Linked DNA regions of Homo sapiens: region 1 is linked to region 2. The links are chromatin loops, found by intact Hi-C in ENCODE. Cell type or tissue: GM12878. All regions are shown on one strand.

Region 1 (8,000 bases), 190 kb after region 2:
CGCCCGCCTCGGCCTCCCAAAGTGCTGGGATTACAGGCGTGAGCCACCGCGCCCGGCCGAGAAAGAATCTTATTCTACAATAAGGCTTCCTACTTTGGATTTCTGTTTCAATGACTATGTTGAAGCCCACATATGGCGACCTCCCCCAAGGCCAGTGAAGTGAAAAAGGCCTGTATAGAATGACTTCCTCCATGGAGATCAATGATACTCTACTAGAGGAAGTCAAAAAGTGGGGTGGCTTCCTTAGAACCAACTATTCTTTCAGTACCTCCACTGCCTGACCCTGCACTCCTGAAGTCTGATTTGGTAGAGTTTTAAGAGAAGGAAGACTCAGGATGAGTCCGGTCTCTCTGTCCCCAAAAGGATCAAAAGTCTTACACCCCAGTGAGGGTACGTAGTTCAAGTCCCCTGTCCACTCATCGCAATAGACTCACAGTTACTCTGCTGCTAACTCACTCCTACCACTGGTGTATAATAGCCCATTGACAGTTTTCCAGCTATGGCCACACCAGGGTGACATTTGAGACAAAGCTATGCCATGTTTTTGAGAGAGCCAAGATATTCACAATAAGACTATGGCATCCTCACAGCAAAAGGCACCTAAGAGTGGGCAAATGGACGTGGTATTCAATACACATTTCAGACACTTACAATCCTGAGGCTGCTGGCATCATCAAGAGATAGAATAGACATTTAAATAGTTGACTGAAAAAGACTGCTTGACAGAACATGTTGTCAGCATTGTAAACAACATCTTAGACAGTAAGGACATTAAGTGCAGCTGTTTCTGACAAAGAAACAAGCCCTTTGAAATTATTGCTTAGGAAAATCAGGACTAAAGGGAAGAGAGGAAATGGAATGTAGAGACCAGATCTCCATATCTGTGATTCTGAGAATACCCAACTTCTTTTTTCCCATTGATTCTAGTGTCTGGGGGCCCAATAAGTTTTATTTTAAGGTAGCAATTAAACAATATGAAGTGGGTGATTCCAACCTGTTGCCTGAACTACACCTGATTTCAGTTACTGAGTATGACAGCTCACAGACTATGAGCATAAGCAGCTGATAGAATATGTAAACCCTACATTACCTCTCCATTGGCCCACTTGGACAATGATAGGGACATCACAGGTCATTACAAGTTCTATCACTTTTCCCCAGCCCTGATGACACCCAACCCACTGGACTGAGCAAAGGAAGAAGTTGCAGCTATTTCCGTAGGACAAACTTTGTGACTGTGAGGGAGGAAAAAAAACAACTCTGGCATCTAAGGAGGGAAGATCTTAGACCCTGAGAAATGTTGAGAGGAAAGAACATTTAATGTCCCTCACTTGTCCCCTAGATCTAGCCCCACCTGGCAACAATCATATGGTCTTCTTGAGTCAAGCAGCAGCTGTGCCAGCAATATGACTCACTACTGGGTTTGTTGTCATCTTCCACATGCTATGAGAACAGAAAAATTCATGTGGGCATGACTATCCAATAATTTTTTTGCTGTGTTTCACACTTTTGTGAACAGCTCCAAATGTGGACCTCTTCTCTCCCAAATGACAAACACATGGACTGTCACACCTTATTTCAATATGACTGGTAAGAACTCATGTGTGTCTCCTAAGGCCCAAGCAACTTTGGGTTATGCCACATATGGCAATCCAGTCTGTAACTACATGGTGACCGTGCCCATGAAACTTAACCAAACCCATGTAACAGTGATCCCAGTCAAGTTAAAGAACAAATCCTGAATTGGAGTGACCTGTGCCTTTATGAGTCATATGTTTACATGTGAAGGAGAGTAGGCCATGGAACATCTGCCACTGGAGAAAGAGGTTAATTTTTGGCCCATTTATTGTCTTCTGTAATTATTGACACTGACACCACCCCTTGCTCTACATTTCTTTTATGAAGACACAGAATAAAGAGGGCTGCTGTACCAGGAATATACTGACTCCTTATTCCATACAGCAGTTTAGGTACTGTTCCCTAGGAGTGAAATTCAGAGAGGCAGTCATCAGGAACCCATCCTTAAACTCAGTTACTACAGCTAATGAAACAGCACAAACCCTAGAAGATCATCAGGCCAGTGAAAACTCCCTTGTGTGGATCATAATGGATAAGAGACTGCCCCTTAGACTGCATCCTGGCTGAATATGGAAGAGCGTGCATAGTCACCTACGCCCTGTGTTGTGTTTGGATTAACGCTAGTCATATGGAACACTCTATGTCATAGGAAATGAAGCTAAATGGTTATCTGAAATGAGAACTGCTTGTTCCCCCTGGGACTTATTAAGTAGGCTGAGCCAGGGATGCTATGGTATATGGCTAAGGCCAATACGGCAGATGGGCTTCATCCTGCTGACCAACATTTTGTTGATAGTATCTCTAATGTGAAAAATTTGAGTTTGGCCAGGAATATATAAGGCCAATGAGTAGATTGTTGAGAAAGGCAGTCTACCATGGGCCCTGAGGGTCTCTTCATGTCCTTGCCTACTGTGCCAAGGCCTGGCTGTCCTCTAATGCTGAGCAGTTTCCATAGTTAATCACACAGGCAAATAAAGTAGTCAAGGCAACCACAATGTGATTATGTTGTGTCTTGTTGCTCCCCAAGTGGGAGAAGGATCTGGCTCGCTTCCTGCTTGCTATAAAAGGTGCTGAGTCCTTGGCCCTGTGTTCCTCTTCTGCAACACCAACCGCTGCCCACTGGGCTCATTGCGTGGCCTGTTGGATTTGGGGCCAAGGAAACCGGTACTGCCCTGTTGATGCTCTTGCTGTGCTGTAAATAACAAACTGCCTCATTTAGATTATTATCTAGCTTTGGCATTTAAGGAGTTGCAGAAGGTTTACTCCTTGATGTCCATTATGAGCATGGGACTTCTTTCCTGACAATAAATAAATGTTTGAACAAAACATATAATAAGCCAATAAAAAATGCCAGAGTGAACATGAGTCTCATTAGAGAACATATGAACTATATACTTAATATATATATACTTAATAAGCTTAAATAAGAAATTAGTGAGGAAAAGTAAATATAATCCTAGTCACTAAAAATAAGTATGTACATATATACTTGAAGCAAAAAAGAGAAAGGATAGCAACAGCAATCCAGATAAATCTGAATTTATCTAACAAACTCTAGGAAAAGTGATATAAAATTCATATATAATTAGTAAGAATGATTTATAATCAAAACAAATAATAGCAATGAAACTGTACTTGAAGAGAAAATATGGCTCTTGATTAATATTTTAACTTTATTTTCCTTAAAAAATTGGCTCATCTATAAGAATACCATGTGGATTCATGCAATTTAACTATTCTGGAAGAGTTTTCAAGTATTGAATCAAAAATGATAAACAATTCAATTTGCAAGAAAGCAAAATGAGTGGGGAAAAAATAATTGGTCTATATATTTAAGTACATTAAAAAATCCAAGAGTTTGGAGCAGTGGTGTGTTGGTATATCTTAACAGCCAGTTTTACAGAGAAGAAAACTGATTTATAGTGTTTGCCCATTTTCACAGTATAAATACTCCTGCTCCAGTTAATTTCAAGCTACCAACAATACATCACTGATCAAAATTGGGAAAAGTTATGGAAAATTGTCTCCTATGAATTTACACAAGCCAGCTCTAGCACACCACTGATTTGAGGTGCAATGGACAATATTTACAAGTAATACAATATATTTGTATACAATATATACAAATAAAAATCTTCCCAGTGAGCTTTTATTGCCCATAGAAACAGTACAGCTAAATGGAAAAAAGCTGAACTTCGATGACAGGCATATTTGGGTTAAAGAATCCTTCACCATTTACTATTGTGTGATCATGAGCAAGTTATTTCATTGTTCTTAGATTTACTTTCCCATGCGCACAACGGGAATAAGAGTATCCACCCTATATTGTTGTTAGAAGGGCAACAAGAAGAGGGAGAAGAAAAGCCCCTTCTTCCTTCCCCAGTCTTGCTATCTCCCTTTAGCACCACCTATTGGCTGAGACTAACATCAAGCCACCTGGCAAAGAAAAATAGCTATTCTGAAAAGTCCAGATCCATTATCACAAAGTAGGACAAAATAGGATGGGTGGGTTTAGATATGAGACATAACAGCTAGCATACTCGCCAAACTGGAATAGTGCTAGAAGAATGAGGACAGCTCCTGAGACTTCAGGAGCTAGGAGCAGAGACTGAAATACTGACAGCATCCTGCTTCTCCAGCTCCCGCCTTCCTTCTCTCTGCATCACCCTTTATTCCACCATGGATCAGCTTCTGCATGAGTCAGAGATCATGCACATTGTCATCATCCGGGATCACACTTTTCAACCATCAAGACCAAGTGGAGGTTGGGGATTGGGAGGAAAACTTCTCCTACAGCTTTATTATATATAGCAGCCCTCCCTCCTTCAATGAATTTTTGTGATCAAGAAGGTGCAAAACTGTGGTGCCTCACGTGACACAGGCCCATTCCTGGAGGGGAGAAGTAAGGAGCTATAAGTCTAGCTCCCACAAGAAGCACATGGGTGAAATAGAAGAAAGAAGGGTTACCCCAAAAGAAGGGGCAAAGAAAGACAAAACAACAAATATCCATGACCAATATTTCAAAAGTTTCATTTTATGCCTTTTTTTTTTTTTTTTTGGCTTCGGGCCATTATCTAAGATCCTATGAACAAAGTAGAGGGTCAAGTTGCAAGTCTAATACTGAAAAAGACAATTCTGCTCCTGCTCCTGCACAGCCAACTTGTTCACTGTGCTTGAGGTCCTCTGCTTTCATTTCAGCAATGACTGAAATTACATAACCAAGGGATGGTGGTGGACACGATGAGGAGTCACAGTGTGATGAGTCATAATGCTGGTTAGGTTTCACTGCTGCAGCTTCTTAAAACCAGAAGAAAAAGGATTTGAAAAGCAAGTTAAATTTTATGAGTAGATGTTGGTTTTAAGTTTAACATCTTCTCTCTAGAGAACCAACAACAATTACAACAAAGGGTTTTTATTCAAGAAGAGAAATATATACTACTATGGTACTTGGTTTAAGGTCCAATTTATTAAATTCCTATATCTGATAAAAGCTTTGAAAACCAATTTTTGTTCAGATGCTGATTATACATTTCATTAATTAAATTCCCTCAAGTAATTTTAACTGTAGTTACAAATTTAGTATGGTTGATTCTTCTGAATATATCGAGCATGTTAAACAGCAATTCATGTACAAAAACAGTAAGTACAAAACTTAATACCTTTACATTAAAGCTAGTTATCAAAATTCTAAAATGGGTTTAATCGTGTTTCTTATTTTTAGACTTATTTTGACACATTGCTAGTGCTCCCATTTTTGGTTATTCTTAGAGTTCTGTTGATCTTGCCAGACCCAGAAGAAAAATAATGGTCTCACACAAGTCAAGGGTGCAGATTCTGAGTTATTGGCTACATGACCCTGGATCTGTATCTTAGGTGTGATTATAAAGGCTATGGTGATTCTAACAGATGACACTGAGCATCACAGGATGAATCCTGTTGTATAATAAATGTTTTAGCTTTCAAGTTTATGAAAATTGACATCTTTTTGAAAATTATGTATTTTTAAATTTTTGGATGTCCTGGTCCCTAATCTATTGTCTGTCACTATGATATATGGGCCTAGTCTCCTGACATTATTTCAAGAGTATATATTTCTTTTATTGTTGTTGTTGTTGTTACAGAGTCTCACTCTGTCACCCAGGCTGGAGTGCAGTGGCGTGATCTCGGCTCAGTGCAACCTCTGCCTCCTGGGTTCAAGCAATTCTCCTGCCTCAGCCTCCTGAGTAACTGGGAATACAGGCGCCCGCCATCACACCTGGCTAATTTTTGTATTTTTAGTAGAGACAGAGTTTCACCATGTTGGCCAGGCTGGTCTTGAACTCCTGGCCTCAGGTGATCCACCCACCTCGGCCTCCCAAAGTGCTGGGATTATACGTGTGAGCCACTGCACCCGGCCTTAAGAGTATGTATTTCTTACCAGACTTTTTTAGTCTAATTACTGGAGCCATCTAGGGCAGGGATATCTAAACTTTTGGCTTCCCTGGAAGAAGAATTGTCTTGAGCCACACATAAAATACACTAACACTAAAGATACCTGATGGGCTTTTTAAAAATTGCAAAAAAATCTCATAATGTTTTAAGAAAGTTTGTGAATTTTTGTGGGCCACATTCAAAGCCGTCCCAGGCAACAGGTTGGACAGGCTTGATCTAGGGCTTAATCTCTATGAACAGCTAACTTCTTTAGAAGATTAGGCTGATTTACTTACTGTAGACAAAAATTTAAAAATCTCCATTCTTCTTCATCAACGGGCCTGATTAATTTTTCACCCAATTTACTAGGTTATTGTAGATGATTACCAGTGCTAATCAGTACTCCCTGTTCTTTATAATAGAGTTCCTACTTTGTACAGAAATTCTTTCTTGCTTACACAAATAAAAGTATATCTATACTTCGTTAAAATAGATTAATAGAAGAACCAGAATACCAACATACAATATTACTTCTGCTATAAACTCAGTAAAAATTTTTAAATATCCAAGTACATACAAGTTTACTGTATAGAATAACTATCGTTTATATACTTAATAGTGACCTGTTTTACTTGTAGTATGAATTCATGACTTTATGCAGATGCAAATTTATAAGTATTGTTATCATTATTTGATGCTTATAAGTCTTTTTCTTTTTCTTCTTAAATAGAGATGGGGTCTTGTCATGTTGCCCAGGCTGGTTTCAAACTCTTGGACTCAAGCGATCCTCCCACTTTGGCCTCCTGAAATGTCGGGATTACTGGCATGAGCCACAACACCTGGCCAGGAAGTCCCTTAAGCAGACTTTTTCACTTTTTTTTTTCTTTTTTACTGCCCCTTACATTTTTGAAAGAATTCTTGCCTCCTGACAACAGGATAATTGAAACTGTACTCAAATATCTTGATTTGTTTTCCCACCCTAAGGCAGGAAGTCAAATACCTCCAATGAGACTTGGTCCCTTTTATGTAGAGAACAAAATTAGAGACGAAACAAAATCTGGGCCCTAAGGGCACACTAAGAAAAGCATGATGGGCAAATGACATAAAAAGTGCTTTTGGACTTCTTTTAATAATATCTGAGCTAGAAAAATGTATGTGTATTTAAAAGTATGACTTTCTGCTCATTTTTCCAATTTACTATGTTTTTATTCTCTTATTTACATTATTTTGTCAACCACTAGAATTTTCTCCTACATTGACACCAAGATCTCAAAAGCTCAGCAGAGACCTTCAAAAGAGAGCAAAAGTTTACAATTCAATATTGTTTTTACATCCAAAGAGTATTTACACATAGCAAACTAAAAGTAGTGTTAGAAGGGTTTGTGAAGCAAAATTATACCACAGAAGTTAAGAGAATTAGAAAATAAAGTATGGTTCATGATTCTGGATAGGAGGATTACTGTAATTGTGAGCCATCCATGTCTATGCTCCTAGATAGGGAATTGCCACACTTACTTCTTTGAAAAAATGTAAGGCACTAGAAGTTGAAGGACTGACTAGAGAGAAAACAAGGTATTTCATGAAACTAAGCCAGTTTTATGAGACCACAGATAACTGTGCTAGGTAAATCAGTCCTACTTAAAGCCAATTTCTAAGTATTCGTATATTACAAAAAATATTTATTACAAAACCATCTGTTGGTTGAAACTATTTTAGTTCCATGAATGACTCAACTATGTGCTATTATAAATACATATGTGTGTGTGTGTATATATATATATAGAGAGAGAGAGAGAGAGACTGAGTCTTGCTCAGTCGCCCAGGCTGGAGTGCAGTGGCGAGATCTCGGCTCACTGCAACCTCTGCCTCCTGGATTCAAGCCATCCTCCTACCTCAGCCTCCCGAGTAGCTGGGACTACAGGCATGTGCCACCACACCCAACTAATTTTTGTATTTTTAGTGGAGATGGGGTTTCACCATATTGGCCAGGCTGGTCCCAAACTCCTGACCTC
Region 2 (8,000 bases):
CACCTCCCCAGATTCTGCAATTCACTAGAACTCACAGCACTCAGGATATAGTTGCACTAACTGCTATGGTTTATAACAGTGAAAGGGCACAAAACAAAATCAACAAAGGGAAAAAATCACTATGGGATGAAGTCCTGAGGATACTAGGCTTGAAACTACCAAGAGTCCTCTCCCAGTGGTGTCACAAGTGACATATTTAACTCTTCCAGCAATTAATTGTGATACCAAGAGTGAAATGTTGTCTACCAGAAAAGCTCATTAGAGATGCACTGCCCACATTTGTGTTTTTGTTTTTGTTTTTTTTCCCCCCACTGGGGACTGGTCATGTAGGCACCCTCAGCCTAGCATGTACCAAAATTCCAAATAGAATTTTCCCAAAAGGAAAGCAGGTGTTCCGCATAAACCATATCGTTTGCACAAATAAATTAGGAATAGTAAAGCACTCTTATCATTCCAGGAAGGTTTATATCAGTGTAAGGAACTGTTTACAATCCAAGTTCCCGGACAACAGTTAAGGGACAACCCTGCAAGGAGGCCTTTCCAAGGGCAGCATTATCAGGCTTACTAGGTTAACTCTTTTTCTGTACACCAACTATCAGTAAAACTATCAATCTAATGTGAACATAAAATGATGACATTTTCAGATGTTCAACATCTCAAAAATTTACATTCTATCCAATTTTTTTTCCTCAGGAGAGTGAATATCCAGCACCAAAATGATGGAGTAAACCAATAAGTAGAAAGAAAGGGAAAGGAGAAATATAGACACACAAAAGAGAGGCAATGGAATCCCCAAAATTATGATGAAAATCAATCCCAGGATGATAGCTCGTACTAGGTACAAAAGACAACCAGTTCGTAAAGGAACAGATCTGAAGCCTCCAGAAGATAACACTGTTAGGATATTTGATGGGCTGAATAGATGTAGAAGACATTTAGACAACTGGCAAGGTTCTAGGCATTACATTTATAACAAGTTCATAGAAGAGTAAGTAAACAATAAACCAAGATAATTATTAACTTCAGAAAATGTGAGAAGTTGAACTGGAAAGGAAAGATTATCATGAAATAATATAATCAGGTAAAAAAATGCAAAGTACATTTTACAATGTGTACATTATACCACCACTTGTGATTTTTCTTAAAAGGATATGCACAGACACACATTCATACAAGCATGGAATATCTCTGGGAAACTAGTAAATAATAGTTGTCTCCTGGAAGAGACTAACAGAAAAAAAAATTGTGGTGGACAGGAGACTTAAAGGTTTACTCAATTTCTATGTGAGTTTTTGCCATGAACATGTATGACTTTTCAAACAAACAGGCAAATAACATGAACTCTCAAAACCAAAACAAAAAGCAAAAACAAAAAGTAGCAGAAAATAGAGCAGCAAGATACACTTAGCTCCCCCACACTCAGATGGATAATAATCTCCTTCTGCATTAATGGCACCCCCAGCTTCATGTTCTCACTAACGAGCTGTAGTAGAACACATTTGCTTAGAAAAAGTTTAATTAGTTCTTGTTTTCCTTTAATAAGAAATGTCTTTAAAAAAAAGAGCTGTAGTTTCATTTGTAAACAAAACCCCTACATTAAAAAAAAATGTAGGGCTGGGAGTGGGGGCTGATGCCTGTAATCCCAGGACTTTGGGAGGCTGCGAATGGATCACTTGAGGTCAGGATTTTGAGACCAGCCTGGCCAACATGGTGAAACCCTGTCTCTACTAAAAATACAAAAAGTAGCCGGGGGTGTTGGCACACACCTGTAATTCCAGCTACTCAGGAGGCTGAGGCAGAAGAATCACTTGAACTTGGGAGGTGGAGGTTGCAGTGAGCCGAGACTGGGCCACTTCACTCCAGCCTGGGCAGTGGAGCAAGACTCCTTATCAAAAACAAAACAAAACAAAAACACAAAAACAAAAACAAAAACAAAAACAAAACTGTAGAAGGGAGGGGCCAAGATGGCCAACTAGAAACAGCTACAGTCAGAGGCTCCCACTGAGAAGAATGAAAACAGTGAGTGAATCCTACACCAGCAACTGAGGTATCCAGGTTCTTTCATTAGGACTGACTAGGCAGTTGATGCAACCCACGGAGACTGATGAAAAGCAGGGCAACAAGAGAGAAAGGCCAGGTCACCTACAAAAGGAAGCCCATCAGACTAACAGTGGATCTTTCAGCAGAAACCCTACAAGCCAGAAGAGACTGGGGGCCAATATTCAACATTCTTAAAGAAAAGAATTTCCAACACAGAATTTAATATCTGGCCAAACTAAGCTTCATAAGCTAAGGAGAAATAAAATCCTTTTCAGACAAGCAAACGCTGAGGGAATCCACCACCACCAGGCCTGCCTTGCAAGAGCTCCTGAAGGAAGCATTAAATATGGAAAGGAAAAACTGTTACCAGCCACTACAAAAACACCCTGAAGTACAAAGACAAATGACACTGTGAAGCAACTACATTAACAAGTCTGCAAAATAACCAGCTAGCATCCTGATGACAGGATCACATTCACACATAATAGTATTAAACTTAAATGTAAATGGGCAAAATGCCCCCAGATAAAAGACACAGAATGGAAAGCTGGATAAAAAGTTGAGACCCATCAGTGTGCTACTGTCAAGAGACCCATCTCATGTGCAAAGCCTCAAAATAGTCTCAAAATAAAGGGATGGAGGAAAATTTACCAAGCAAATGGAAAGCAGAAAAAAGCATGGATTGCAATCCTAGTTTCTGACAAAACAGATTTTAAACCAACAAAGATCAAAAAAGACCAAGAAGGGCATTATATAATGGTAAAGGATTCAATTCAACAGGAAGAGCTAACTATCCTAAATATATACGTACCCAATATAGAAGCATCCAGACTCGTAAAACAAGTTCTTAGAGACATACAAAGAGACTTAGACTCCCACACAATAAAAGCAGGAGACTTTAACACCCTACCATCAATATTGGAAAGATCATCGATACAGAAAATTAACAAAAACATTCAGGACTTCAACTCAGCTCTGGATCAAGCGGACCTGATATCTACAGAACTCTCCACCCCAAAACAACAGAATATACATTCTTCTCAGTACCTCATGACACTTACTCTAAAATCAATCACATAATTGGAAGTAAAACACTTCTCAGCAAACGCAAAATAACTGAAATCATAACAAATAGTCTCTCAGACCACAGCACAGTGAAATTAGAACTCAAGATTAAGAGACTCACTCAAAAACCACACAACTACGTGGAAATTGAGCAACCTGCTTCCGAATGACTCCTGGGTAAATAATGAGATTAAGGCAGAAATCACGAAGTTCTTTGAAACCAATGAGAACAAAGAAACAGTGTAGCAGAATCTCTGCCACACAGCTAAAGCTGTGTTAAGAAGGCAATTTATAACACTGAATGCCCACATCAAAAAGCTAGAAAGATCTTAAATCAACACCCTGACATCACAACTAAAAAAAACTAGAGAACCAAGAGCAAATAAAACTCAAAGCTAGCAGAAGAAAAGAAATAAACAAGATCAGAGTGGAACTGAAGGAGATAGAAACACAAAAAACCCTTCAAAAAATCAATGAATCCAGAAGCTGTTTTTTTTTTTTAAAGTTAACAAATAGACCACTAGCTAGGCTAATAGAAAAGAGAGAAGAATCAAATAGATACGATAAAAAATGTTAAAGAGGATATCACCACTGACTCCTCAGAAATACAACCAACCATCAGAGAATACTACAAACACCTCTATGCAAATGAACTAGAATATCTAGAAGAAATGGATACATTCCTGGACACATACACCCTCCCAAGACTGAATCAGTAAGAAGGTGAATCTCATTTGATCCTCAGCAATGCTAAGATAGGCAAAGAAGCTGCTGTTATCCATGTTTTTTTTTAAATAATGTCAGTGAAATTATAAATCTGATAATATTAATCCCGCTGAGCAATATTAAAGAGCTGAAATCTAGATCTCCTGAGGCAAACTCCAGGCTTTCTAAAACATTGTCTTGCTGGAAATCTCATGAAATCATTTGACTCTGGTATAATGGTCATGATAGCACAAGAAGAGGATAGAACATCGTGCAGTAAAATGCCATTTTTATTATTTATAGCACTGTTCTAATGGAGTAATTTACCACGCCACTAATCAGTAAACCAAATGGAATGGCTTTCCATATCTACCTCATGGAAAGGCTGTAAATGTAATTAAACATTTTTTAATCCATCAAACACAAGAGCTCCTTGGAGATTTAAAATAAATATGCCTACATTCAAAGCTGCAGATAAAGGCAAAAGTGCATATGAATTACTTTGTGGTAAGTGCAGCCCAGAGGCAGTAAACTTCCATCTGGTTTTTCTGCTTCCCTCTTCCCACTGCTGCCAATACAGGAACTCTTTTAGTTTTTACACACCACCTGCACTCATCCCACAGGCCTGTTCTCCTTTAAATGCCTGGAAAGTAGCAAGCAGAGCAGCAGGTGGGTGTAGCAAGTTTTCCAATCTACATTGATGCTTTCAGTTTATGATGCATACACCTTGAGATTATAGAACTCCAGAGAGGAAGTGATCTATCCTAGCAGAGAATCAACATAATGTCCTGCTGTTATCCCTACCAGAAAATGAGGGAAGATTGAGCTGACAAGGCTGAGAGCTTGAAGACTTCACATGAGGTTCCGCACTGGGTTTGTATCCATGTGGATTACATAATAATTTCAGACCTTCTTTCTGAGGGATGGAAGAGAGCTGAGAAGCCTCAGCTGATAGCAAGAAACAGAGAACAGAGAATGGGCAAACCCCCACTGCCAAGTTGGAAATTATGAGTAGAGACCAAATAGTTAAGCTATATTAAGAAAAGCTTCAGAACCATAAGTCTTGTAGACAGAGGTAAAAAACAAGTTTCACAAGACAAGAGCCATCAGAAAAGTACTGCAATAACCACAACAGCCAGTGAAGTGAAAGACATTTGGGAGGTCATGGTTTCACTATCATTCTTCTTATTTTCTTTCAATGATTAAACATTGTATATACTGGAGAGGATGAGCAGCGTCCACATTTGCCCTGTCATGCTCCTCCTCTGTCAGGAAGAGAATGAAGGTCCAGATGAGAATTTAAATGACACTTCTTACTCTAAACATAATGGGAACACATATGGGTTGCTGTGTATTTATTGGAACAACACTGCAGAGCTCACAATACCCTGAGTTCAACATTGTTTACAGGTTTTATTAGACTGAGTATTATAATGGTTAATATTGAGTGTCAACTTGATTGGATTGAAGGGTGCAAAGTATTGTTCCTGGGTGTGTCTGTGAGGGTGTTGCCAAAGGAGAGTAACATTTGAGTCAGTGGACCAGGAGAGGGAGACCCACCCTCAGTCTGGGTGGGCATCACTAATAAGCTGCCAATGCAGCTAGAATAAAGCAGGTAGAAGAAGGTGGAAAGAGCAGACTTGCTGAGTCTTCCGGCCTTCATCTTTCTCCCATGCTGGATGCTTCCTGCCCTTGAACATCAGACTCCAAGTTATTCAGCTTTTGGACTGTTGGACTTACACTAGCGATTTGCCAAGGGCTGTCAGGCCTTCAGCCACAGACTGAAGGTTGCACTGTTGGCTTTCCTACTTTTGAGGTTTTGGGACCTGAACTGGCTTCCTTGCTCCTCAGCTTGTAGATAGCCTATTGTGAAACCTCACCTTGTGATCATGTGAGTCAATACTCCTTAATAAATTCCACTTTATATGTACATCTATCCTGTTAGTTCTGTCCTTCTAGAGAACTCTGACTAATACAAGTATTAAATACTACATACAAACTCCTCTCTGCATTGATAGCTATGCACCCCACAACTGAACCACACACCACAGTTTTGTTTACACTTGATTTGGTTGTTGGGCCATTGCCTGGATGATGTACTGCATTTTTCAAAGTGTGTAACAGTGATCACTTTGCTTGGAATCACCTATGATCATGTTACAAATGGAGACTTTCAGCCCCACCCCCCAGACCTACTGAATCGGAATCTTCAGAGAGTGAGTCTTGGAGCTTTCTTTTAAATAGGGATTGTTACCTGCACTGAAGTCTGAGAATGGGTGAATTTGGGACTCCACTTCGGTAATACAATCCAAAGTGTTTATGGGGACTATGAATTTGCTTCTTATCTGCATTATTTATTCATTTGTTTAACCAGTAACTAATTATTGTGCTCTTTCTGTGTGTTACATACTAGTTCAGATAAGAGGGCACAATACTGAACAAAACACACATGGTCCCTGCCCGTACCAGGGTACTTACATCCTAATGTATCCTACTGTTTCAGAAGATTACCCTGAGGAGTTTGAGCAGCTGCCACCAGAGTGGTGACCAAGCTTTAGGCAGACAGCTTATTAAACATCATGCATATTCAGTAGATCTGGGGTGGATTTTAGGAACCTACAAAATTCACAAACTTTCCATGTAGTTACAACTTGAGAAACCCTATTCTGCAGAGTTAGGGTATAAAATACATAATTTGTTGTATATGTTTAATCTTAAGTTAACATAGTATCTATGTTTTAAATTCAAAAAGGACCAGATATTTTGTATTTGCTCAACAGTTTTCCTTCCAATTGTTCAAGCCACTACTTTTTATGAGTTGTAATTGTAATTACGTATATTTATATATTAACTCATGTATTTAGCAACTGTTGAGCACCTACTGTGTGTCTGGCTCCCTGATGGACACCAGGGAAGCAAAGATTGAAAATATCCATCAGGAGGCTGGGCGCAGTGGCTCACGCCTGTAATCCCAGCACTTTGGGAGGCTGAGGCAGGTGGATCATGAGGTCAGGAGTTCAAGACTAGCCTGGCCAAGAGGGTGAAACCCCATCTCTACTAAAAATACAAAAATTAGCCAGGCGTGGTGGGGGGGTGCCTATAATCCCAGCTACTTGGGAAGCTGAGGCAGAGAATTGCCTGAACCCAGGAGGCAGAGGTTGCAGTGAGCCAAGATTGTGCCGCTGCACTGCAGCCTGAATGACAGAGAGAGACTCCATCTAAAAAGGAAAGAAAGAAAGAAAGAGAGAGAGAGAGAGAGAGAAAGAAGTAAGGAAGGAAGGAAGGGAGAGAAAGAAAGAGAAAGAAAAAGAAAGAAAGAGAAAGAAAGAAAGGAAAAGAAAGAAAAGGAAAAGAAAGAAAAGGAAAGAAAAGAAAGAGAAAAAGAAAAAAAAGAGAAGATCCATCAGGAAACTCACAGTTGCACAGGGAAGGAGGTTGTCAGCAATGCAGCATTTCCTCAAGTGCTGTGATTGTCATGAACTAAAGTGATTCAGAAGCATAGGGGAAAATGACTAGTTGTGCCTGGGGAGTTAGCGATGTGTTCACCAAGGAATGGACATTGAGGCTTCAAATGGAATCTGACCAGGCAGAAAAACACGGAATGATCCTATGTGCCAGGCATTGTGGGAAGTGTTTTGAAGACATAATCTCCTTAATTTTCAAAACATCTTCCGAGGTAAATGCCGTTATTATCACAATTTTATAGAAGAAGAAACTGTAGCCAGAGAGGTTACAGAACTTGCTCCAGGTCACATGTTTTGTAAGTGGCTGAGCTGGGTGTCATACCCAGGCTGTGGGATTCCAGAGCCTGCAGGCTTAGTGGTTCTGCACTGTCCCATCATAGTGGGAACACTATGGAGAAGAGCCCAAAGTCACAAGGGACTCTGCCATGTTCAGGGACCTCAACCAGGCACATGAGTCCACAGGAGAACTTAAGTGAAAGGAGCGGGAGGGTAGGAGCAGAAACATGGTCAGGTCTTGATTCTACAAGACACACGTAAAAACCAGTCTCAAAACGTTACACTTTGATCAAGTTCACTTATGTTTTCAGGAGTCAACACAAGAATTTATTCAGGCTGGCACAAAAACTACTACAGTAGATCACAGTTATTCACAGATTTCATATTTGTGAATTTGCCTGTCCACTAAAATGTATTTGTAACTCCCAAACCCATACTTGCAGCACTTTC

The links. Peaks named below come from ENCODE experiments on the same cell type or tissue, not always from the same donor. Only the 100,000 strongest peaks of a DNase experiment are listed, where the experiment ranks them.
Region 1: it touches region 2 in a loop (7-fold over the local background); 1 of 110 quality-filtered maps calls a loop at or near these places.

Annotation. Positions count from the first base shown.
Region 1 is chr13:46,958,736-46,966,735 of GRCh38, reverse strand. No RefSeq gene overlaps it. Among named protein-coding and RNA genes, the nearest start is that of HTR2A, 66 kb to the right of the region's middle. In GM12878, a CTCF peak has its summit at 3,982 (motif pointing left); a DNase peak (open chromatin) is centred at 4,795.
Region 2 is chr13:47,144,104-47,152,103 of GRCh38, reverse strand. No RefSeq gene overlaps it. Among named protein-coding and RNA genes, the nearest start is that of HTR2A, 250 kb to the right of the region's middle. In GM12878, no CTCF peak of the experiment used is centred here; a DNase peak (open chromatin) is centred at 4,923.